Linked DNA regions of Mus musculus: region 2 is linked to region 1. Evidence: chromatin loops called from intact Hi-C (ENCODE). Cell type or tissue: left cerebral cortex. All regions are shown on one strand. Each heading gives the region's core, and the rest is flanking DNA. Links, peaks and the distances in the headings are about the cores only.

The links. A loop is a pair of places that touch in the nucleus more often than their neighbours do. Peaks named below come from ENCODE experiments on the same cell type or tissue, not always from the same donor. Only the 100,000 strongest peaks of a DNase experiment are listed, where the experiment ranks them.
Region 2: a loop joins it to region 1, with 4 times the contacts of the local background. A loop is called at or near these places in 1 of 42 quality-filtered maps.

The regions. Positions count from the first base shown.
Region 1 is chr14:47,416,221-47,427,831 of GRCm38, forward strand. Dlgap5 (DLG associated protein 5) reads right to left here and starts at 2,187. Exons shown (of 19, transcript NM_144553.2): 1 at 1,889-2,187; 2 at 116-351. The coding sequence starts at 350. It also overlaps the pseudogene Gm8353. In left cerebral cortex, for the core only: CTCF peaks have their summits at 1,680 (motif pointing right), 1,894 and 2,175; a DNase peak (open chromatin) is centred at 2,061; H3K4me3 peaks cover 948 bases.
Region 2 is chr14:47,366,921-47,378,531 of GRCm38, forward strand. It overlaps Lgals3 (lectin, galactose binding, soluble 3), which reads left to right and starts at 6,940. Exons shown (of 6, transcript NM_010705.3): 1 at 6,940-7,032. It also overlaps the pseudogene Gm52166. In left cerebral cortex, for the core only: no CTCF peak of the experiment used is centred there; DNase peaks (open chromatin) are centred at 4,811 and 7,112; H3K4me3 peaks cover 507 bases.

The sequences.
Region 1 (11,611 bases), core at 1,323-9,322:
TAGGAACTGACCCCAGGTCCTCTGCAAGAACAGTGAACACTCTCAACTGCTGAGCCATCTCTCCAGACCCCTTGCGTCTCAAAAGTACTTACAGTTACAAAAGACCCTTCCTTACTTGTTTTGGAGCTGGCCTTCTCTGGAGAGAGGTCTTGCGATGTCTCGTGTATATTACCAAGCTCTCGCCCTTCCAGTGGAATGTTGACGTCCTTCAAACCGAAGTGTCTGTTTCGCTCATACACCCTGTGTCTGTTCTCCTTCTGAGACAGAGACTTTCTATGAGCCAAGTTGGTTCTAACCATCTCAGTGCTCGAGTCTTTCCGAAACCGACTGGCAAAACGTGACACCAGCATCCTGCCAAAGAGGAGAAACAGACACCAACATAAATGGATTTTCATTTTATTATTTAAAAAAAGTAAAATAAAATCTCAGGTCAGGCTGTGGCAGGCAGAAGGCTCAAGCGAGCAAATCATGTGAGCTTTGCATAGCCTGGGCTAAAGAGTAAAACATTCTCTCAAAGAGATAAATTAGTAAACTAATAAAAATGATCAAGACTTCAATCTATCTCCTACACCACTCTGCACTTCCTTGAAATGAAAATATTAAAACTCACAATGGAAAAAATATGAGTAGATATGAAAGTAGAAAAGTCATCACAGATGAGATACCACGGCCTATTTGGGGGTTATGAGTAGGAAGTAAGTAAGGTCTGAAACCCACCTAGACCCTTCATCGCAGCATCACCCTACTGTGATGAACACACTCCTGTGACTTTAACACCTGGCTAAAGCTGGCCTGATAAATACTGTGCAACCACAGTCGGAAAACCAAAACAAGAGGGCCTGCTCATGGTCAGTCGGTCTCAGCTCCAAAGGAGGCTGGTGGGAGCTATGTGAAACCTTGTTTTAATCCTCTCCCCACCAAAAGAAAAAAAGGAAAAGAGAGAAAGTGTCAAACACAACTACTAGAGAAAGAGTTTAAGCAAAACTTGTTAACACGGTTGTCTTAGACAGGGTGTCAATTGCTGCAACAAAACACCATGACCTAAAAGCAAGTTGGGGAGGAAAGGGCTTATTCAGCTCACACTTCCACTTTGCTATTCATCATCAAAGGAAGTCAGGACTGGAACTCAAGCAAGGCTGGAACCTGGAGGCAGGAGCTGGTGCTGAGGCCACAGAGTGACCCTTCTTACTGGCTTGCTTCACTTTCTTACAGAACCAAGGATTGCAGCCCAGGGATGGCTGCCACCCACAAGATGCTGGGCCCTTCCCCATTAATCATTAACTGAGAAAATGCCTTACAGCTGGACCTCATGTCGTCATTTCCTCAACTGAGGTCCTTCTTCTCTAATGGCTTGTGTCATGGTGATGGTCAAGTGGACCTCTCAGGTCAGCTCCCCTGCCTGTGCACTCATCTTAAGATTCTCCGTCTAATACTTACAGCAGGTTAGAGAGAAATGACAGCGTCTTCAGGAAAAGCAGAATCCACTGACACTTGTGGGCTATTTTGGGAGGTTACTAGCATACAGGTCGGGTAGAGTCTCATCTCTAATACGCTGTCAATGCTTTAGGATAATCTACATTTTTCATGCCAATTTTTTCCAAAGGTTTTTTTTCTTGTTGTTTATGTGTATGTCTATTTCTGTGTTGGGGTGGATGCATACTGGTGTCCAGTAGAGGGTGTCGGACCTCTTGACGCTGGAGCTACAAGGAGTTTGTGACCTGCCCTACGTGGGATGCTGGGAAGCTAACTCTGCAAACAAGTGCTCCTTCCTAACTGTTGAGCCATCTCACCTAGGCCATTTTTAAATTTTTTCGGGACAGTCTCGTCCCAGGCCATTCTCGAGCTGGTATGCAGCCACGGAGGACCTTGAACTCTTGATCCCACTTACCTGAAGCAGTTTCTGGATCCACAACAATGTCGCAACACAGAAAACTCCACCGATCCGCAGAAGGAACTCCCGGACCGACCCTTCACGGAACTGAAATTTCCCGCTGCCAGCCGCTGATTGGAGGGACTTTTGCCAACACTTCCGGAAGCTCCCGCCCCTTCCCCTCGAACGAGGCTTGCGATAGGTTGGTTCTGTGCGACATTTAAATTGTTTGGAAGGCAAAGGGTTGGGAGCGGGAGGGCGAGGGGGAGGAGGGAGGCGGTAAACCCGCTAGGCGTGGCAGCGACACACTATAAACTCAGTGGGGCGGGCCGCACTTGTTGGCTCTTCAGGCCGGTTTTCTTCTTTCCTTTTAAACGTGTTTGTTTGTTTGTTTGTTTGTTTTGGTTTTTAAGACAAGGTCTCACTATGTCTGGGAACTCACTATGTAGACAAGGCTGGCCTCGAACTCACCGAGATGCTCCTGCCTGTCACTGAGTGCTGCTGGGATTACGGGCTGAGCATCCACGCTAAAAAAAGGCAAAGGTTTTAAGTTAAACGAGATCATTTATTCCATTTCTCCTTCTTTTCTAAGGCAAAATTAACGTCTGCCTTAGAAATCAACTGAGATTTCTAACAGACACATAAACGAAGGCACACATCCCATGAGATATCAAGAAAACAAAAACGCCTGGGCCAGGACAGCTGTGCTGACCATGTGTTTGTAGACTGATCGGTATCCAGTAGACACCGGGAAGATAAATTAGGAAAGAGTTTGTAAGTTTGGCTTTTGCTTTTTCCCTGCCAACATCTTGGGAAAGAGGACCAGCTGCCTGCAGCTCTATAGCAGCACTGAGACCTCTGGGACATACAAAGAGAAAGATGAAGATAGGTAACTGACATAATATTCATGGTTATGTTAGATCTGATGGGGGAAAGAAACACCAATTTCGCGAGTGGCTGATTAAAGCAAGCTATATCTGATTAAAGCAAACTGGCCAGCCAGCTGCGGTCTCCCAAAGTGGAGATTTCAGAGAGCAGCCCCTCACTGGCTTTTGAGGTTCTTTTTATGGGAATGGGTCAGGGTTGCTAAAAAAAAAAAAAAAAAAAAAAAAAAAAGAGCCGTTGGAGATAACTGACTCTTAGTGCCTTTAGCATCTGGGCCAGCGGGAGAGTGAGCCACTCGGGGTTCAAGGCTACCTATGGGGTAGATAAATGCAAGAACACAGCATGTGGAAGGGGAGTCATCACAGGTGTTCAGGAACTTAACAAGGCAAAGGGGTGGGCGTACATCATGGGGTCACAAGTTCAGCATAGGTTGAAAAACATGGTTTGCAGGAAACAAACCTGTTCTTGTAAGGTGTTAAAAGACACCTTAAGACGTAGTAACAGTGTGTGACAATGTGGTTCCTGTTTGGGTTTCACTGTTGTTTTAAAATAGCTGAGACTGGGGGCTGGAGAGTTGCTTGGCAGTTGAGAGCACTTTCTTGCCCTGGCAGAAAACCCAGGCACCCACGTGGTGGCTCACAACTCTCTGTAACTCCAGTTCTAAAAGATCCATCACATTCTGACCTCTGTGGGCAAAACACTCATAGGCAGAAAACAAAATAAATCTTAACCCACCACCACCACCCAGGGACCCAAAACTGAGTCTCTATTGGCCTCGGCTACTTGAGGGGAGTGAATCGGGAGGAGTGGGTGGCACCGATCCCGGGCGGCGGCCGTGCTTCACAGGTTTGTAGGTGATGGAGAACTCGCCCAGGTAGTGGCCTATCATCTCTGGTTTGAGCTCCACCTAGTTGAAGGTCTTGCCATTGTACACGCCCACCATGCTGCCCACCATTTTGGGCAGGATGATCATGTCCCCTCAGGTTTGTCTTCACCACCTCGGGCTTCTCCATAGGTGGCGCCTCCTTCTTGGCCTTTCTCAAGGGCTTGAGCAGTTAGTTCTGCTTCCGCCGCAGGCCAAGGTTCAGGCGCCGCCTCTGGCGGGTGCTGTACAACTGCATCAGCTGCTCATAGGTCATATCGAGGTCCACGCCACCGCCACCGTAGGTGAACTTGCAGAAGGTCCACTTCTTCTGCTGCTCCACTTCGGCCATCTCGGCAGTTACTCCGAAAAACCAAAATAAACCTTAAAACATTCAATAAGTAAGCTTAAAAAAAGGAAAATGCGGAGACTATACTGTATATGAATTTAATCCCATCAGTCTGGAGTTTGTGGTCTACGCCAGCCTGCTAGACAGAGAGTTCGGGACAGTGAGATCCTATCTCAATCAAAACAAAACTGTTAGGAACGCAAGTGGAAACATTTTGTGTAACTTAAAATCCATCTGTGTGACTTGGAATATAATACCTGTAAGATAGGAACTTGGCAGAGGAAGCTCTGATCTGAGCTCCTCCTCAGGACCAAGCTCCATGTGTCAGTAGACCCAGAGGTGTGGTTTCAGACCCCAGGACAAGGGGCTGAGGTGCATATTTTACTTGTCAGGTGGACCTGGCCTCCGGGTTCCCCCAGCATCCCTCAGTTCCCTACCTGGCATACCCTGCCCCCCACCCTGACCATTCCAGCCCAGAGGCTGGGCTGCCTTTCCCCCAGAGGCTCCTCCCTATATAATCCAGAGATTGTGTCTCCCTCTCCCTTCCCTCTCTTCTTCTCCTCTCTCTGCCTGTGCACACCCTTTCTCACCCCCTACTTCCTTCTCTCTCCTCAGAGTGATTTCCCTGGTCCTTGAGGCCAGTGAACTCGTCTGAGAGCAGCTTACCAATAAACCTGCATTTAATATAACCTAATCTGGTGTGAATCTGCTCACTTCACTGTCAGAGAAATAATTTATCACCAGCCACATGGCAGGTCAGGTAGGAGCCAAGCCCAAGGCAGACCTCAATATGTAATGATCCAACCCCAAGATGGCATTGATACATTAGTAAACCACCAGGTCCTGAGTTCAAATCCCAGCAACCACAAGGTGGCTCACAACCATCTGCAATGTGATCGGATGCCCTCTTCTGGTGTGTCTGAAGACAGCTACAGTGTACTTACAGATAATAAATAAATCTTTTAAAAAGAAAAAAGAAAAAAAGAAATGGTCTCTAGGATCTTGTGGCTTTTCCAGCATCTACATTGATACCCATGGGCGAGAGGACTTGAGATTGGCTCATGTGTGGCTTGGGTTTTGGCGACCTCCAGACTTCCACTCCTGATACAGTCCCTGGTTGCTCTCCTGCAAATGCTTGCCGCTGGCCTATGCTCTCATTGACCTTCTGGTCCGCCATTAGTGCCTTCCTCCCAGCCTGGAAAGACTTCATGGCTGACACGGCAGAGCCAGCAAAGCTCCCAGAGCATCCTTCCCAGAGCAGATTCCCCAGTGGGAGCCTGCAGCATGTCCTGCCCAAGTTCTCAGCTTGATGAGATGTCTGCTTAGCCTCTGTATTAGCATGGAATCATAGGGATGTTTGCATGACTAAATGAGCATATTTGTATAGAGGAACTTTAGTCCAGCAAAATGGCTGCTCTGGCAAAGAATTATATCCAAAGATCTTGTAGATCTGTGTGATCCAATTGGAATACAGACACACTTTTTATCCCAGGAGAGGAGAGAGGCATTCAATCTTTGAGAAAAATGTAATAGAACAAGGGGGCAATTTTATAGCCCCAGCTAGCAGAACTTGGCAGCTTTGGCCATGTGGCTCTTGTTAGCAGTCTGTCTAAGCCCCGCCCCACAGTTACCTGGCAACAGCCAGGTATGTCTGACTCACTATAAAAGGGGCTGCCTGCCCCCTCTTTGCTCTCTTGGTGTCTTGTTTCTCTCTTGCTCTTCCCTTACTTCCCTTCCCCCCCTCTCTCCACGTGCTCATGGCTGGCCTCTTCTCTCTCTCTCTCTCTCTCTCTCTCTCTCTCTCTCTCTCTCTCTCTCCCTCCCTCCCTCCCTCCCTCCCTCCCTCCCTCCCTCCCTCCCCTTTCTCTGCCTCTATTACCCTCTTGACTCCCCTCCCCATGCCCTGAATAAACTCTATTCTATACTATACCATCGTGTGGCTGGTCCCTCAGGGGGAAGGGATGCCTTGGCATGGACCTGCTGAGACATCCCCTTCCCCCATACCTCATCACACCTCCCTTGAACACCCCCCCCACCCCCTTTTCATCTTTTTATAAACACATCACCTCTGGCTCTAGAGTCAAGAATAGAAGGGGTTACTGGGACAATTGATGCTGGTGAGCTGGAGCTAAGAAATTAGCGGTGATTAAGAGGAGGCCAGCATCACTGAGGTGACGTCTGGGAAGTGTTTTCTGAGAGCACAGAGAACCTGTGTTCTAGAGGTAGCCATGGCAATGGCGGCAGACTTGGTAGTGTGTAAGTCACCCAAGGAGATTGATTTTAAAGGCATGAAGGGGGTCATGGAGAACAGCTGAGGCTTGGCACTGTCAGAGGCCAAGAGAGAAGCCAGTTTGAATCAGTCAGCTTGGAGAGGAGTTTGAGCCAGAACAGCTAAGTTGAACCAGCCAGGCAGACGTTGTTGGGGTTGGTCTGGTGCTGCTGTGTACTGTATCCCAAGGTCTGATTACCCCAAGATGAGCTAATTCCCACCTACCTACGCCAGCTTTTGTTGTGTAAACCTTGCCCCCACCCCCAAGCTATCCCTGATTGGTTAATAAAGATGCCTACAGCCTGGCCTGGGCAGAAGAGAAGTAGGTGAAGCTTCAGGAGGCAAAAATGACATTCAAGTCAAAACCACTCGGTAGCCGGTGTTGGTTAAACTTCAAGAGTTGTTTATTTCAGGGCGTCTTTAAACGCAGCACAGTCTGGTAAAACTTCTTAGGAAGTCAGCTCAGTCCCATGTGCACAGCAAAGCACACCTAATCTCTCTGAGAAAGAAAACAAGCTGAATACAGATCAGACGTGGCTGCATCCAAGTGCTTTATAAGTGTATGTGACACCTTCCGTACAGACAGATTGACTGAGAAACAAGTTTATGACAATGGGTCCGGAGGAGGGTCCCATCCAAGAAGTCTTCAGCCACACACACTGCCCAACAGTCAGCAGGCTAGAAAGTACACCCACTCCAGCCTTCTGGGCAGAAAGAAGACAGAACAGCCAAGCGTGCCTAACATTCCAGGTTAGTGCATGTCTGTGAGCACAGACACCCCCATGCCCCTTACAGTGTTCTGACTTCCATGTGTATACCACGGCATGCACACACCCATATTTCCACACCACATAGGCACACACACACATACACAGATGGGAAATTCTTAAAAATGTGTTGTCGGGTATCCACCATAGAAGACTATTCAGACATGGTTTAAGCCAATAAAAAGTCTTTAATCCCAGTGTAGCACCGACCCTTTCTCAGGTTGAGTTTTTAAGGACAAAACACAGATCCTAGGTTGACTTCCTTCAGTTGCCACGAACAGTTAGTCAGAAACAGAGCTACAGAAGCCAAAAATCAAGGTTAGTACATTTAGCAACTTTCCCAGAACTATGAACTTTGATGGATTAAGGGATTAAGTCTTTGTTTTCCTTTGGCTGGTGGTGCTATCTATTTTCCTAGTTTTACAGCCTGAATGGTACTTCCATCATGGAGTCAGTTGTGCTAAGGCCTGGGAGACTCTAAAGATCTAGGGGTCTGTTACAAATGTAATAAAAAAAAAATGTAAAAAAAAAAAGTAATAAAAATGGCTCAAATAACGGGATTGATTTTTGACTAAATACTTTCCTTTTTTATTAATTTTTTGTTATTAACAAGTTATATATATATGACGAAATTGTTTTAAACAGCAAGGAGTTTTTCTGTTTGTGTATATTTGCTTGCTCATTCTTTCTGTGTTTGGTTGCAAACGTGCCATGGTGTACACGTGGAAGGTGGAGGACAGCTTCCAGGTGTGAGTTTTCCTTCACGCTGTGCTGTCCAAGGATTGAACTGTGGCCCCTGGGCTTGGCATCAGGTGCCTCTAGCCACTGTGCAATCTCACTGAGCCCAGGGTTGTTTTGTTGTTGTTGTTTCTGGTTTTTGTTTTTTGTTTTTTGGGTTTTGTTGTTGTTGCTTACATATTTTTAGTTGTTTATGATACAGAAAGATTTAGAAGTGAATTTTTAATTAAAATTTTAAAAAATATTTATTTATTTATTATATTAAGTACACTGCTGCTGTCTTCAGACACTCCAGAAGAGGGAGTCAGATTTCGTTACAGATGGTTGTGAGCCACCATGTGGTTGCTGGGATTTGAACTCAGGACCTTTGGAAGAGCAGTCAGTGCTCTTAACCGCTGAGCCATCTCTCCAGTCCTAGAAGTGAATTTTAAAAGTGAAAGCTTAGTGCCCCTGGGTATATTTTAATGAGTTCTTCATTAACTATATCTTATGAATATTAATGAATCTGTGTGTTAAAAATAGCCTTATTTATTTTTAATTAATCTAATTTTGTTAGTAAAGTGTTACATTCATATAATATAAAAATTAGAATAAAACAAGCCTAATATGGAAAAATTAAATCTTCCTACTTTGCCTGATTGTTTCTCCCAGTCTGTAATTCATTTCCATAAGTAACTTTGGTGATAGTTTCTGCTTTAAGTTAATATATTCCTGGTCTTCAAGTTTTATCAGATATACATAGAATCAATTGATTTTTCTCCTTGAACACTTAAGGTTTTATTACAATCTATATTCCTCCACCTCTAAATGCATGCTTGCTCTCTTTCTCTTCTTTCTCTCTTTTGTTCTTTCTCTTTCTTTCTTTCTTTCTTTCTTTCTCTCTTTCTTCCCCTATTCACTTATGAAGCAGAGTTTCACTATTTAACCCCAAGCTACCCTGGAGTTCATGAGCCTCCTCTCTGTCTTCTGAATGCTAAGGCTATGTACTATAGTGTACCTCCTTTGTGTTTTTATACTGGTATTTAAATTTTAAGATATTCTAATGGTTGCTTCATTTAAATAATATATTAGGGTTCTTATGAGGAACAGAAATTATAGAATGAACTTATAAAGGGTATTTTTTTTCAAATGGCTTATAGGCTGTGTTCCAGTTAGTCCAACAATGGTTGTCTACAAATGGAAGGGCCAAGAATCCTTGTTGAGTCTATGAAGCTGAGTGTCTCAGCTGGTCTTCAATGTATGGCAGAATCCTGAAGAAGTAAGCTCTAATGCCAGTGAAAGAATGGACTTGCTAGTTAGAGTGAAGCAAGCAGGCAAAGAACACAAGCTTTCTTCTTCCGTGTTCCTGATATAGGCTGCCAGCAAAGCCGTGATCCAGATTAAAGGTGGATCTTCTCACCTCAAAAGATCTGGATTCCCACTTCAAATGATTTAATTAAGAAAAAGAAAAACCCCTCACAGGTGTGCCCAGCCTTTGGATTTTAGTTAACACCAGATGTAGTCAAGTTGACAGCCAAGAATAGCTATCATAAACAGCGTGCTTAAGTGTCTAAATCTTGGCTTACAGAGTTTAGTATAGATTAGCTACGATAAAAAGAAGTGCTACACTTTTCTTTCTATCCACTCTCCATTTTTCTTAGCTATCATTTGCATTGCTAGGACTAAAACCACCGAGAACATCTAAAGAGAGGAGAGATCCGTTCTGGTTCACAGTCTGCAGTGTCACAGTCCATTGCCACTTGGCCCCGTGTGCTTGGGCAGCACACCCTGGGAGCAGCAATGTGTCCTGTCACAAGTGTGTGTGTTTAGGGGAATATGTCTGGAATGTCTGGTGAAGCCAGCTCTTCACCTCACATGAGCTAGGAAGCAGAGAGAAATTGGTAACATAAAATGAGGCTGGGGTGGCCGGGCAGTGGTGGCACATGCCTTTAATCCCAGCACTTGGGAGGCAGAGGCAGGCAGATTTCTGAGTTTGAGGCCAGCCTGGTCTACAAAGTGAGTTCCAGGACAGCCAGGACTATACAGAGAAACCCTGTCTTGAAAAAAAAAAAAAATGAGGCTGGGGCAAGATCCAGCCTCCATGACACACTAACCTTCTTCCAAGTAGGCCCAAGACCGTCTTCTTCCATTATGTCCCAATAGTGCCTTTATATCATGAATCCCTCAAGAGCTTAGAATTAATCCATCAATGAGACCAGAATCCTCAGATCTAATTGTCTATGGAAACTCCTGGGACCATACCTTAGGGTGTTCTCCTCACATGCAGGCCTTCTGTCTTGTCTTCTTTTCTCTCTTTTCAATGGTGTTTATATATTTATTTTTTATGAGTGTGTTCGCATAGTTGTGCTGCTGCACACATAAGAAGGTCAGAGAACAACCTCCAGGAATTGGTTCTCACCTTCTGTCATAGAGTTCTGGGGACTGAATTCAGGTCACTGGGCTTGGTAGCAGGCACCTTTGCCCACAGAGACATTTTGCTGCCCTACAAATTATTTCTTCTTTCTGTTCTCCCCTTCCTCCCTCCCCACTCCCTTTCTTCTTTTCTTTGTCTTTTTCTTCCTTTCCTTCCTTTTTCCCTCGCTCTCTCCCTCTCTTTTCCTTCCTTTCTTTTCTTTTTTTTTCTTTTTCCTTTTCTTTTCTTTTCTTTTCTTTTTTTTTGGATAAGGTCTCTCTCTTTGACTCTGTAGCTCGGGCTGATCTGGAACTCATTGTGTAGCCCAGGCTGGCTCCGAGTTCTTTGGCACCCTTCTTCCCTTGGCCTCCTGACTCCTGGGTAAACCACCCAGGCCTGTTTAATGTAGTCTGGCTTATAATGAGGATTACCCACCTTAGTTACAGCACCATGAGTCTGAATAATATTTTATGGTAGTAGTTCGTACTTATTTTAATTTGACTTAAATTTCCCTTTACTATTTTTCCATTCAAGAAAATAACAAGCTTCAGGTTTTCTCACCTCACGGAGGTATAATATAAGGATGAAAGTATGATTATCAGATAAGATTTCATTTGCGGTACACCTTGCTCAGTGGGAAGTTCAGGGTTTGAGGGTATTCCCATGGAAACACAGGCAGGAGACTGTAGGAGGTGTCTCCGCAGAGACTGAGTAAGGGTTGGGGCAGTGGTAAGCATTCTCAGTGGGGTGTGCATACTCAGACAGTCCTCTCTGTTGGCAGCCTGAGACAAGGGCCAGCTTCAGCAGAGCTAGAGGTGGCAAATGTCTGGGGAAGGTGGGACCTTTGCTCGAGTTCTGACATCAGCTAAGATTCATGCCACTGGGCTGCAGAGGCCTGAAGGAGGGGAAACCTTCCATCATCCATGGGGGCTCTTAGATACCTGACTGTAATAATTACTCATGGTGGAAGGGTCCCCCTACTCTCTGATGCTTTGATAACTGTGTGCCTTGACCAGTCCCTGAAAGATGGAGGAACTCTCAGAGTGTCTATGGTTCATTTCTTATCTAGGGGCACTCACAAGAGAGGAAAAGAAAGAGATGGTCCCAGGAGCCAGATCTCTGAATTCGAGGCCAGCCTGGTCTACAAAGTGAGTTCCAAGACAGCCAGGGCTATACAGAGAAACCCTGTCTCGGAAAAGAAAAGAAAAGAAAAGAGAAGAGAAGAGAAGAGAAGAGAAGAGAAGAGAAGAGAAGAGAAGAGAAGAGAAGAAAAGAAAAAAGAAAAGAACCCTGTCATTTCAGATGACCTGTATATATATATTTCTTTATGTTGTGCTTAATTTTATCGTGTGTGTGTGTGTGTGTGTGTGTGTGTGTGTGTGTGTGTGTGTGTGACAGAGACAGAGACAGAGAGACCGTGTCTGGACATCACAGTAAGAATGGAGGTCAGAGCACAGGACAACCTGCAGGCATGGGTTT
Region 2 (11,611 bases), core at 1,176-9,175, 49 kb before region 1:
TGATTGCCAGCCAGGAAACGTGTTGAAAATATGCCCAGTGGGTTGCCAGCCAACAAGATTCAAAGCCTGTCTGCCCTGTTTCCCACACCCTGCCGCAGCCCTGGCAAGCCCCATAGTTCTGTTTGCAGTGTGAGCACTTTTATGTCAGGGGAGTGATTCTTATCAGTAGCGTTCCATGTACCCACCCACCAGTTGCCTGGCACGTCCCACCAGCTGCCCCACATGTCCCACCAGCTGCCCTTCTCCGTTGGCTCTATACAATGCTCTCTCCCAGAGAGGGCTGTTGTTACTGTTTCGTTTATTTGAGACAGTCTGGCCTGGAGTTCACTCTGCAAACTCATCAGCCTCAAACTCACACCAATCCTCCTGCTACAGGCTCCCATATGGTGGGATTACAGGCACCAGACACTATTCCCAGCTCTCGTTTTGACTCTTATTTATTTATTTATTTATTTATTTATTTATTTATTTATTTATTTATTTTCTTTTTTCTTTTCTTAGCTTTGGAGGAACAACTTATTAAGCAAGCCTATGCCTTCCTGGGGGAGAAGAGCCTGACTCGGGAGTAGAGAAAAGGACTGAGTGTGCTGACAGGAAGTGACAAGAGTCCTGAAGTCTGTAACAGTGTGACAGGGAGAACTGATAAGAACCGGTCAGGGAAGGTAGTGGAGGGTCTGTGCAAGCTTAGGCCCTAGCTCTGGGGCTACCTTGAAGGGCCACCCTAACGGCAAGTTCCCAGAAAGACATTCCTCAGAGAAGTTGGGTGGCTGGTTTGGGCTTCATGCGGAAAATCCTGGAGTTACGTAGCCATGGTAACGCGCATGGAAACCAGTGCTTTCTGGCTCATGCCTGATCCAACACACTCAGCTCTGCACAGCCAGCAGGGTTAGGGGAGCCTGCGCGCTGCCCTAGTTAGAATGCCTTTGTAGCAGGTGAGAGAAACCAGCTTTAGCCAGTCTAAGCTTTAGAAAAAAGAGGCTTAAAAAGGGTCCCGGGCAGGGTGGCCAAGAGTGGGGTGCACAGTCTAAATGCAGACATGAGATTGGGTATTTAAATATTTAGAACCCACCCAAGTATCATTCCTTTCTCCGTCAAAGCCTCCTCCCTCTCCCCTTTCCCTTCTCTCCTCTTCTTTTCCTTTCTTCTTATTTTTCTTCAAGAGGCTCTTGCTAGGTAGCCCAGGCTTAGATCAAACTCACAATGCTCCTGCCTCAGCCTCCCAAGTTTCATCAAGCTTCCTTGTCTTTGTTTTATTTTTTAAATCAAAAACTTAAGTTACAGTACAAAGGAATTTTTAAACCATTTATTTACTTACTTATTTCTAGATGTATTTATTATTGTGTGTGTGACTGAGCATCTGGTCGACGCATGAGCCTGTGCACACGCGTCACTGCCTGGAAGTGGAGGTCAGAGGACAAGCTGTGGGAGCCGGTTCTCTCTTCCCACAGGTGAGGCTCTTGGCCCCCAAGGTCTGCGTTTCATGAGTTTTTTTTTTTTTTTTTTGGTCATATGTTTGAGTCATTGTACTTCCATCTAGTCACCGCTTCTTCCTGCCACCCCCTATGCTCCAAACCTCTTTACCTCAGACCATGTCTCTCCACCCTTCACATCTAGAAGCTAACACTGCACAGGGATGGCCTCCATAACACCTGCCTGGTGTTTCTCAGGGCCCAGACTCACACTCCAGTGGGAAAACCCAAACTGGTGCCTGTGAAGTAAGTTTGTCTCTGATGCTACCAACTATAGTAGGTCAAGAAGCTCCAACAGGGCCGGGGCCACCCCTTCAAATGTGGCAGGAAGGTCATTCAGAGTGAGATGAGAAGCCACCCAATGTGTGCTGTCTGTCCTGTCTCTCTGTTCAACTAAGTGTCCTTGCTGCCTGCTTCCTCCAGTCTTCCCAGGTGCCCTTCTCAGTACATAGGTCTCGCCCAGCTATCATCCACTAAAGTGCCAGCAACCACTTTAGCTAACAGGACAATTGACTCCTCAGTCCTATTTGATAGGCTGAGCTGTGCCCTCCTTCATTCATGTTGAAGACCTAATTCTCGGTACCTTTCGATGTGACTGTATTTGGAAGTGGGGGCCTTTAAGGAACTGAGAAGTACACATGGGATCACTGGGGTGAGCCCTGATCCGGTATTGTGACTGTTGGTCTTCCATGAAGAGAGGACTGGGACATGGAGATCTATAGAGGAAAAACCATATGCGGAATATGGACAGAACTCGGTCATTTCCAAGCCAAGGAGAGAGACCAAAGAAGAAACTAACTCTCACATATCTGAGACTGTCAAAGAATAAGAAAGGATATCCCATAAAAAGGCAAGAAAGGAAGAGAGAGAGAGAGAGAGAGAGAGAGAGAGAGAGAGAGAGAGAGAGAGAGAGAGAGAGGGACGAGGAGAGAAAGAAGAGGAGGAGGAGGAGGAGGCAGTCATGGTGGTGTACACCTTTGGTCCCAGCACTTGAGAGGCAGAGGCAGAGGCAGATGGGTCTCTATGAATTTATGGCCGGTCTGGTCTACATAAGAAGTTCTAGGCCAGCCAGGGATACATACAGAGACCCTGTCTCTAAAAGGAGAAGGAAGAATAAGAGGAGGAGGTAGAGAAGGAGAAGGGGGGGAGGAGGGGGGAGAGGAGGAGGAGAGGGAGGGGGAGGAGGGGGAGGGGGAGGGGGAGGAGGGGGAGGGGGAGGAAGAAGGAGAGGGAGGAGGAGGAACATGAGGTTTTGGCCAGTCTGGTCTACATAGGAAGTTCTAAGCCAGCCAGGGATACATAGAGAGACCCTGCTCAAAAAAGAGGGGGAATAATAATAATTAATAATAATAATAGGAGGAGGAAGAGAAGAAGAAGAAAATAACTCTGTTTTTGAACTTATGGCCTACACATTTGCAATCGAGTGAGTGTCTGTCATTGAAGCACCCAGGCTACAGTGCTCTACCACAGCAGCCACAGCAAACCCTTTCATTCCCTTCCTTTGCCTTACTCTCTGTCTACTCACAGGTGCAGCTGACGTGTCAGATGCTCAGCCCTGGAATGGGCTCTGTCAGGGCAGCCATAGGGGCAGGTGTGTTGAGCTGATGTGCGTGCCAAGGCCCCGAGCTCTCAGGAGGCGCTGTTGTAGGTGTGTGGGTTTTGTGGTAGCTGGTACTAAAGGTCAGCTTGGGTTAGGCTTGTGGCAGAAAAAGGACAGAGGTGACTAGAGCCAAGGCAGGCAGGCAGGGAGAGGGGCACCTGGGATTCCCTCATTCTGTTGGCTTCTCTCTACACTAGCTGGTTGGAGCTAGCAGTGCATTCATTCTTGATGGGGCTTGGGCTGCAGCCTGGGCAGGGAGACTGTGTTACCCAGCAATTGGTATGTTACCACTGACCCCATTTTATGTGTCAGCCAGGTTTTGACAAGCTTGTCTACTGACTGAGTTACAAAGAATGGGCTGGTAAAATGGCCGAGGCATACGTTGGGTACCTACTAAGCACACCGGAAATGTAGGACCAGCTTCAGATAGCTGAGATGTTAGCAGCAGATGAACGCAGTACCTTGGCTCCAGAACATTGGAAAATGTTCTGTCTTCAAGGCACAAATTGTGTCCCCATGACACGAAGGCTCGCCTTCTGTCCCAAAGGTTCCAGGCTCCCAACTCAGAAGCCCGCTATGTGCATTACGTGCACCGAATGTCCCCAGGTCAGCTCTGATTCTCAGTTGTCACCTGGATGTGTTGACAGGATGTGGACACAGGCAGAACAGGGAAACTCTCTGTAGATCAAATGTGACAAGCAGGAAGATCTCTTCCTTTCCTCTTTCCAGGTCATTCTATCTGCTCTCTATGAGAGTCCCTGTCAATGTGGTTCTGTTTATATTTCCCTAGGGCTTCAAGTTTTGTGGGGCATCTCTCCTTATTTGGCACAGCTTAGCTAGTTTCTGGGAAATTTCTCCTTCTGGCTGTACCTCATATTTCTTCATGCTTTAATTTTTATTACATTCAGTTATTGGTGCGTGGGAAGCCATGTGCCTGCCTTGGCGCATGAATGGAGGTTAGGGGACAGCTTGCAGGAGCTGGTTTTCTCTTCCTGCTGCGTGGCCCCAGGGCTTGAACTCAGGCCATCAAGCTTGGTGGGAGACACCTTCCTGCTAAGCCATCTTTAAGCTGTCCCTCAACAGGATGCTCTATGTTCATTATCTCCCTATTCCACTTCTAGCCTTCTGCTCCAATTTTAATTTTCCTACTTAAAAGGTGACTAATTAATTTGCCCCCTCCCCCCTCAGGTTTCCTTTCTCTGCTTTAGTATTTTTTTCCCTCTCTCCTGGCTTTCTCTACCTGAAGTTCCTTCCTTCAGATACCTTCCACCAGCTTCTGTCAAGTGTGAGGCTGCTCTGGGGGGGCCTTTGCCTGACTGTCTGCTCAGTTGTTTATTAAGTCAGAGTCCTAACATCTCTGTATCAGAAGAAACCAGGTGGCCAGTTGCTGACCGTCAAGGTCAGGCTTGCCCCTTATTTCAAACAGCACAGTCATTGGTATATAGACATTCTATGAGACTGTCTTGTACACTTATTTTGAAAGAGTTTATAGAGGCTTTGGGCTGGGTTCTAAAGAGTCATTTACTGCTCCTATACAGGTTGTAAACTCCAGACACTCCTTGATATACCAATACCCTTTCACTAGCTTTACTTGGCAGGAAATTGGCATAGAAGTGTTCTCTCCGATGGGCAGTGAAGACCTAAGTTCGACCTCATGATTCAGTTCAGCATAAGTAAGTCTTCTATGTAACAAAGACACAACCATTATCGATCCCTAAAAATGACCAAAGATTATGCACAGGGCAAGAATGTGACTCATCCCATATCTCCATGGCAACCATTTCAGCTGTCCACTTCTAGGTAACTGTAAAAGAGCGTCCTCATGACTCACGGTCTTAAGACTTTAAGTGTTTTCCTAAGAGACTAAAGGCATTCCTCTCTGCCCATCCTATTTCATGCCCACATGCTAATCATCTACAGATGACTCATTCAAACAAGCTTGTTGCCAGGCTACCTGTGTAGAGGAGAGTTCATGGCCTGCGAATTCTTCTCCAGCCACACAGTGACTTCCGTGTGTGTAAGCTTGGAGGGGCAGCAATGAGTGCATCACCAGCCACAGGCTCTGCCGAGCTTGTAAGTCTATCCTAGAGACTAGAGCAGGCCTCCTGAGTGCCCCTGGAATGAGAGTTTGCGTGCACATTTCCCTCTGGTTGTGCAAAACTGGCCGGGACTCTTTATTAACACACTAATAATTGATTACTTTAGAGACTACAGGAAATCTGGAGAGCCAGGTGACAAGTGACAGCTGGAGTGCTCCGTGGCTTACATAAGCCAATGGTCACAGTGATTGTTTGGGGTTTTTCATTTTTGTTTTTGAAACAAGGCCTGACTGTACATCCCTGGTGGCCTCAAATCGCCATACAGACCAGGCTGGCCTTAAACTTGAAGGGATCTGCCTGTTTTTGCATCCCAAGAGCATGCAGATCCCAAGAGATTAAAGACATGAGCCACCACACCTACTACCTACAGTGATTTTTTAAAAAAATACATATATTTATTTCTAAAATTTTATTTACATGTTTTAATATTTTACACTTGATCTTAGCCAAAAGGCCGAGAAGCGATGTTTTAATATTTTAAAATGCATTTATATTTGCACATATGCATGTGAGCATGTGTATGTGGCTTAAATGACAACATTCAAGAGTTGGTTCTCTTCTTTCCTCTTGAGTTACAGGGATCAAAGTTAGGCGTCGGGCTTTGTAGCAAGCACCCTTACGGGATTATGCTTGACTCTCTATACCCATATTTTCTCATGTCTAAAATGGGATTTGTAAGCAAGGGCACAGCGACATCACTGAATGAGTAGAAAGATAAGTTTATTGGGGCTCAAACCACCAAGGCAATAAACATTCCCCTGCCCCGGGTGTGGGGAGAAGTCAGCAGAATGGGGGGCTTTGAGCTGTTACAGGCTGTTGGGATTGACCGGGAAGCAGGTGCCCTTGCCTGAGGTAGTTGACATTGGGGGCAGACTAAGGGAGATCCCTGGTCAACAGAAACCACCTATAAGCTTCTGTTTGTGCAGCCAGAGTCCCTCTGTTTAGGACCAGCACTGGCATTCTGGGGGGCTGCTTTGGACCTAATAGGATTAAAATAATGCCAACTCCATAAATGTATGTAAAGCCCTAGGCATAGAGTGGGGTGCATAAGTGTTTGGTAGATATTAGCTGATGTATCTGAAGCTGGGGAAAAATTATCTTGAATATCCTTAACCACATCACTCAAGTTTTTAATCTATATAAATGGTTCCAAACTGGTTATCAGCCTCTTGCAAAAGCGGCTGTTCCTTGTAACTATTTTCATATAGACAGAGCTACACCCTGTCCTCTTGATTTAACTGCCCCTTGCCCGTGCTGTAACTCTCCTCCAATCTTTGAGAAAACATCTTCCTAGGAATCAATTCACACATTCATACTACTTCATTCATTAATTCATTCGTCCACATTCATTCATTCACTCATCAATCAATCAACCAACAAATACCTACCGAGAACCTACTATGTACCACATTGGGTTTACCCAGCCCAGCAAAATCCAGAGCAGGAGTGAATGCAAACAGGGGCACCTCTTACATCTCAGATTTGTCAGGGACACCTGCTCCTCCCTTCCCTCACACTCAAAGTCACTGCCATTTCTGCGGAAGGCTTCAGGTGAAGGAATTAGGGGCAGGATGAGACCCTGACAGGCAGCTTCAGACAAGGGAATTGGGTGAGTCTGAGAGTCTGGGTGCGGTCGGCTAGGGCCCACTGCGGGGCACAGGTGAGGGGCACAGGCTGGCGGGCGTGTCCCAGTCCACTGTGGGGAAGCTCCGTGGTCCGTGGGGCGCGGTCCAGCCAGGCGCCTGCAGGGCGAGGGATGCTGCCCCGCCCTGGGAGGGCGGGCCCGGGGAAAAGAGTACTAGAAGCGGCCGAGCCACCGCCCAGCTCTGACAGCTAGCGGAGCGGCGGGTGGAGCACTAATCAGGTGAGCGGCACAGAGAGCACTACCCAGGTGAGCGGCGCGGGGCGCGGGGACCGGTGCTGCTCAGTGCACCAAGAAAGGGCTGGGCTCCCGGGAGATGGACGGAGGTGACCTTCAGGGTCCCAGGCGCTGGTCTACCGCCTTGGCTCTCCTGCGGGTAACTCTCGGAGAAAGTTATTCACGACCTACATACTAAGTCTCTTTGGGATGGCGGGATGCCAGCGGGCCCTGGGCACTCCTTCGAAGCCCTGCGTTAGAGTGAGCCACAACCTACGGAGATCCACCTTGTAGCTGGCCCCTAGCTTGGCCATAGGGATCAGGTGCCTCTTCTGGCACGTTGGGGGTGGGGGTGGGAGTTTGGAGACTCAAAAGACATCGCCCAGGATTCCTGACTCCTGGAGGAATTCCAGCAGGCTCCTTTGGTGCACGTGGAAGCCTTCCACTAGAGATCTTGCTGTGTGGTGCCAGTGAGTTCCACCAGGTTCAGCGGAGGTAGGGGCTATAGCCACCCGCTGCGTGCTTGACCGCACAGGACAGTGCTGCCCAAGCCCTAGTGCGCATGTGTCGGGATGAAGAACTACTGTAACCTCTAACATTTTTTTGTAAGCCAAGTGACTCATTCGTGACCAGTGTGGTTATTTGTGCAATAACCTCTAGATCTGGGTGGAGGAAGTCTTGGGTGTGGCCGTGTTGGTCTCAGAGTGCAGACCCTTAGCGAGAGGCTTTCAAAGGTTGCATTTATGCTGAATTATGTTACTCAAGCACTATTGCAGGGAATCGAGGATGGGACGGGAATGGGTGGGGAGGGGGAGTTGAGACTGAGGCTTAGGATTCCGGCTAACCCTAGCAGGGAAGCAAGTGATTCCTATTTGAAGAAATTGGAATATTTATAAAGCGACCCCCGGGGAGTAGGGTTTCTGGATAATGAGAACATTTGGACTTAGTGACCCGGCTAATTCTGAGGAAAAGAACAGAAACCAGTGTGTAAAAACTATCACTTTCTGAAATTCCAAGATGTTTGCTTCAAGTTTATAGTTCCGTATTTTTATTTATTTACCTTTGGGGGCAGGGGAAGTATCTTAGTTAGGGTTTTATTGCTGTGAACAGACACCATGACCAAGGCAGCTCTTATAAAGGTCAACATTTAATTGTGGTGGGGGTGGCTCACAGGTTCAGAGCTTCAGTCAATAATCCTCAAGGCAAGAGCATAGCAGCGTCCAGGCAGGCATGGTGCAGGAGGAGCTGAGAGTTCTACATCTTCATCTGAAGGCTGCTAGTGGAAGACTGGCTTCCAGGCAGCTAGGATGAGGGTCTTAAAGCCCACACCCACAGTGACACACCTACTCCAACAGGGCCACACCTTCAGTTAGTGCCACTCCCTGGCCGAGCATATACAAACCATCCCAGGGAGACAGGCTGCCACTGCAGCCTAGGCAGGACTGGAACTTACTATGTAGCCCAGGCTGGCTTTCAATATTCAATCCTGTCTCAGTCTCCCAAGTGCAGGGGCTAACAGTGTAAACTACCACCCCCAACTGTTTCCATAAAACTTGAAGTTTAATAACAAAAGCCTTGCTTGTCTGCAACAACAGTCTTTGGTGGTGGTGGGGGGGGGAGGCAGTGCCCATCTGAAAGAATGCTAGTTTTTTTGTTCAGACAGGGCTGGTTTAGAACTTGTGATTTTCCAGGCCAGTACAACCACACCTAGTAATTGTCTCCTTCTTGGTCACTGATCATTTTTGCTTTGTTTTGCTTGTTTCTTGAGATAGGGTCTTACAATATAACCTTGGTTGGCCTCATACTCAGTACAGAGTTCAGGCTGGCCTTGAACCTATGCTACTCTTTCTCCCATGGTTTCCCGAGGACTGGGATTACAGATGTGGACCAGCCATCTTTACCCTAGCCTTTTCCCCTGAGATAGTCATAGTTATCTGTGATGGAGACTAGCCTCCTAAATTCAGAATGTTTAGGAGTTTGGTTTAAAATCTGCACTTACTCCATCTTCTGGGGAGGACATGGATGAGGTCTTTCAGGCTTAAGCTAAGAAGTATTTAATGGATGGCTCACTAAATTGTACACAAAGCAGAAGAGGTAGAGAATTGCTTGAGGGTTGACTGGAAAAATTGATCATTTTTCCGTAGAATGAGTCTATTCAAGGGTTCTCAATCAATGAGATAGTTCACTGGATCAAAAGCATTTGTTCATCATTTTTCGAGATGGGGTCTCACAGGCAGCCCTGGCTGGAACTCCATACATCAGGCAGGCCTGGGTCTATGACACCCTCCTGCCTCTGCATCCTGAATATGCTCAGATGCTTTCCAAAGAACTGTTCCTTAGGTGGGTGTGGGCGTAAGTGCCTGTCATTCCAACATTCAGGAGGCAGAACCCAGAGTACCTCAGGTACAAGGCCAGCATAGGCTACATTTAGAATTCTAAGCCAAACTGGGCCAAAGAATAAGACCTGTCTTAAAATATATAAGCGAACTTCTTACTTCCTGCCAGTGAGCTCAAGTGTCCTAGGTGAGTCTTATTTATGATTCAGATGCCTATTTGCCTAGCTCTCTCAATAGCCAAAGACTAAATCTTCACTGCAATAGACACATAAACATTCACAGTACACACACCTCAATTAAAAAAAAATCTATGTTTAATAAGTAAATACAATAAAAAAACAACAGCTAAAAACAATGAATACTTTTTTTTGGAAAACCACAATTTATTGGTTAAAATGTGGTTTTTCTTAACAATGTGACTGTGCACAAAAGCATTCTGTACTCAGCAGCCTGTGTGTTGAATGATTCACCGAGTTAGTGTTCTGGCCAAAGCTCTATTTTATTTTTAAATCTGTTTACTATTTCAGCATGCTATGTAGTTCTGGATGAACAAGCCAGAGAATTTTTCAGGGAAGTAACTAAAAATTTCAAAGGAGTCTATTTTAAAACATCAAAAACGTACACTTTTAAACTAGTATAGGACAAACCTGAATTAGGAGTCAGGAAACTTTGGAACCTTGTCCCCAAGATGCCAGTGAGATGGCTTCTGGCCACCGAATCAGCTCTCAGATCCCTCACTTCACAGTGGGATGTTTTCTCCAGCCAGTGTCACCAGATTGCTAACAAAATCAAAAACAGCTCCGTGGAAGTTCTTTGGGAACTGGAAATCACTCTACAAGTGCTAGGAGGGTGTCACTATCGCGACATCCTGTGGAATGTGTCACATAGCTGTCCAAAGTGTCATCCAAGGCCCACGTGCGTCACAGTGAAGTCTGCTGCCTCTAGGGTTTCATTGGGTCACATTGGAAAATGGGCCAGTCTTTTAAAACTGTAGCATACTTAGGAGGGAAAGGGATGTCTTTAGGGAGCAGCGTTCGTTGGTTAGTTTTTGGAGACAGTCTTGCTATGTAGCATAGGTTAATGGTAAACTCAATCCTCCTGCCTCAGCCTTTTGAGTGCTAGGATTAGAGGTGTGCAGCACCACTCCCAGCAACAGATTGCTCTTGTTTTTGAAAGAGTCTGCCCGTGCAGCTCAGACAGGCTCCACATTTCTGCTCCTCTTGCCTCAGTCTCCCTAGACCTGAGGTGGCAGGCGGTGAGCATCCTTCCTTGTAAACTTTGCTACTTTGAAGGACTGAAACTCTTTGTTGGTTTTGTGGCCCCTTGTATGTGCATTTATCTAGGGATAGATATTAACAGCCTGGATTGGTAGTTTTCAACTATATGTGGTTTTGGCCTTAGCAATTTGCCCATGTTTGAAAACATTTGGGGTTGTCGTAAGTTATAGGGTAGTGTGCCACTGGCATCTAATGGCTTGAAGCCAGAGATATTGCTGAAGGGGTGCGAAAAGGTTTCTCAGAAGTGCTAAGTTCTCTGCCCACTCTGAACCTCAAACCTATTTCTTAACAGGATCTCACTACATATCGCTGGCTGGTCTGGAACCTGCTCTATAGATCAGAGCTGGCCTCAAACTAACAGAGATCTGCCTGCCTCTGCCTTCTGAGTGCTGGGTGCCATTTTGCCCAGCCTAGGTTTGATCTTCTTAAGGAAATTCTGAAGCCAGGAACTGTGGCTCTTGCCTTTGATCCCGGCCACTGGGAGGCTGAGGAAGGGGGGCTGCTGTAAGTGCTCAAGGCTAGATTGAGACCCCGGAGCTTTGGTGTGGTTCAGGCTGACCTCAACCTCATGGGAGTTCTCACGCTACAGCATGCTGAGCTCACAGGCACGCCACACTACGCTCACCTAATCATGTTAGTTCTTGGGGAAATTGAGTAAAACATCACCGGTGGGCAGACGAAGTCAGAAGAGTCTGATTACTTCCAGATCCAGGTAATTCTCACAGTAGCAAAATGATGTAGTCATTCTGAGCTCTGATCCAACCCCCACCTCGACCGGCCATCCCCCACTCCCCCCCCCCCCCCCCCGTCCAAAGCTACCCTCCCATGGCTGCTTGAATTACCTAGTGCTAGACCGTTTGCCAAATATGCCGATGCTGTTAATTTAATCCCCAGAAACCTAAGAAAGAAAAGTTTCCAAACCAAAGCTGCTCTCTGCTGCACTCTGAGGGATCTGTTGAAAAGTGGGGCAGT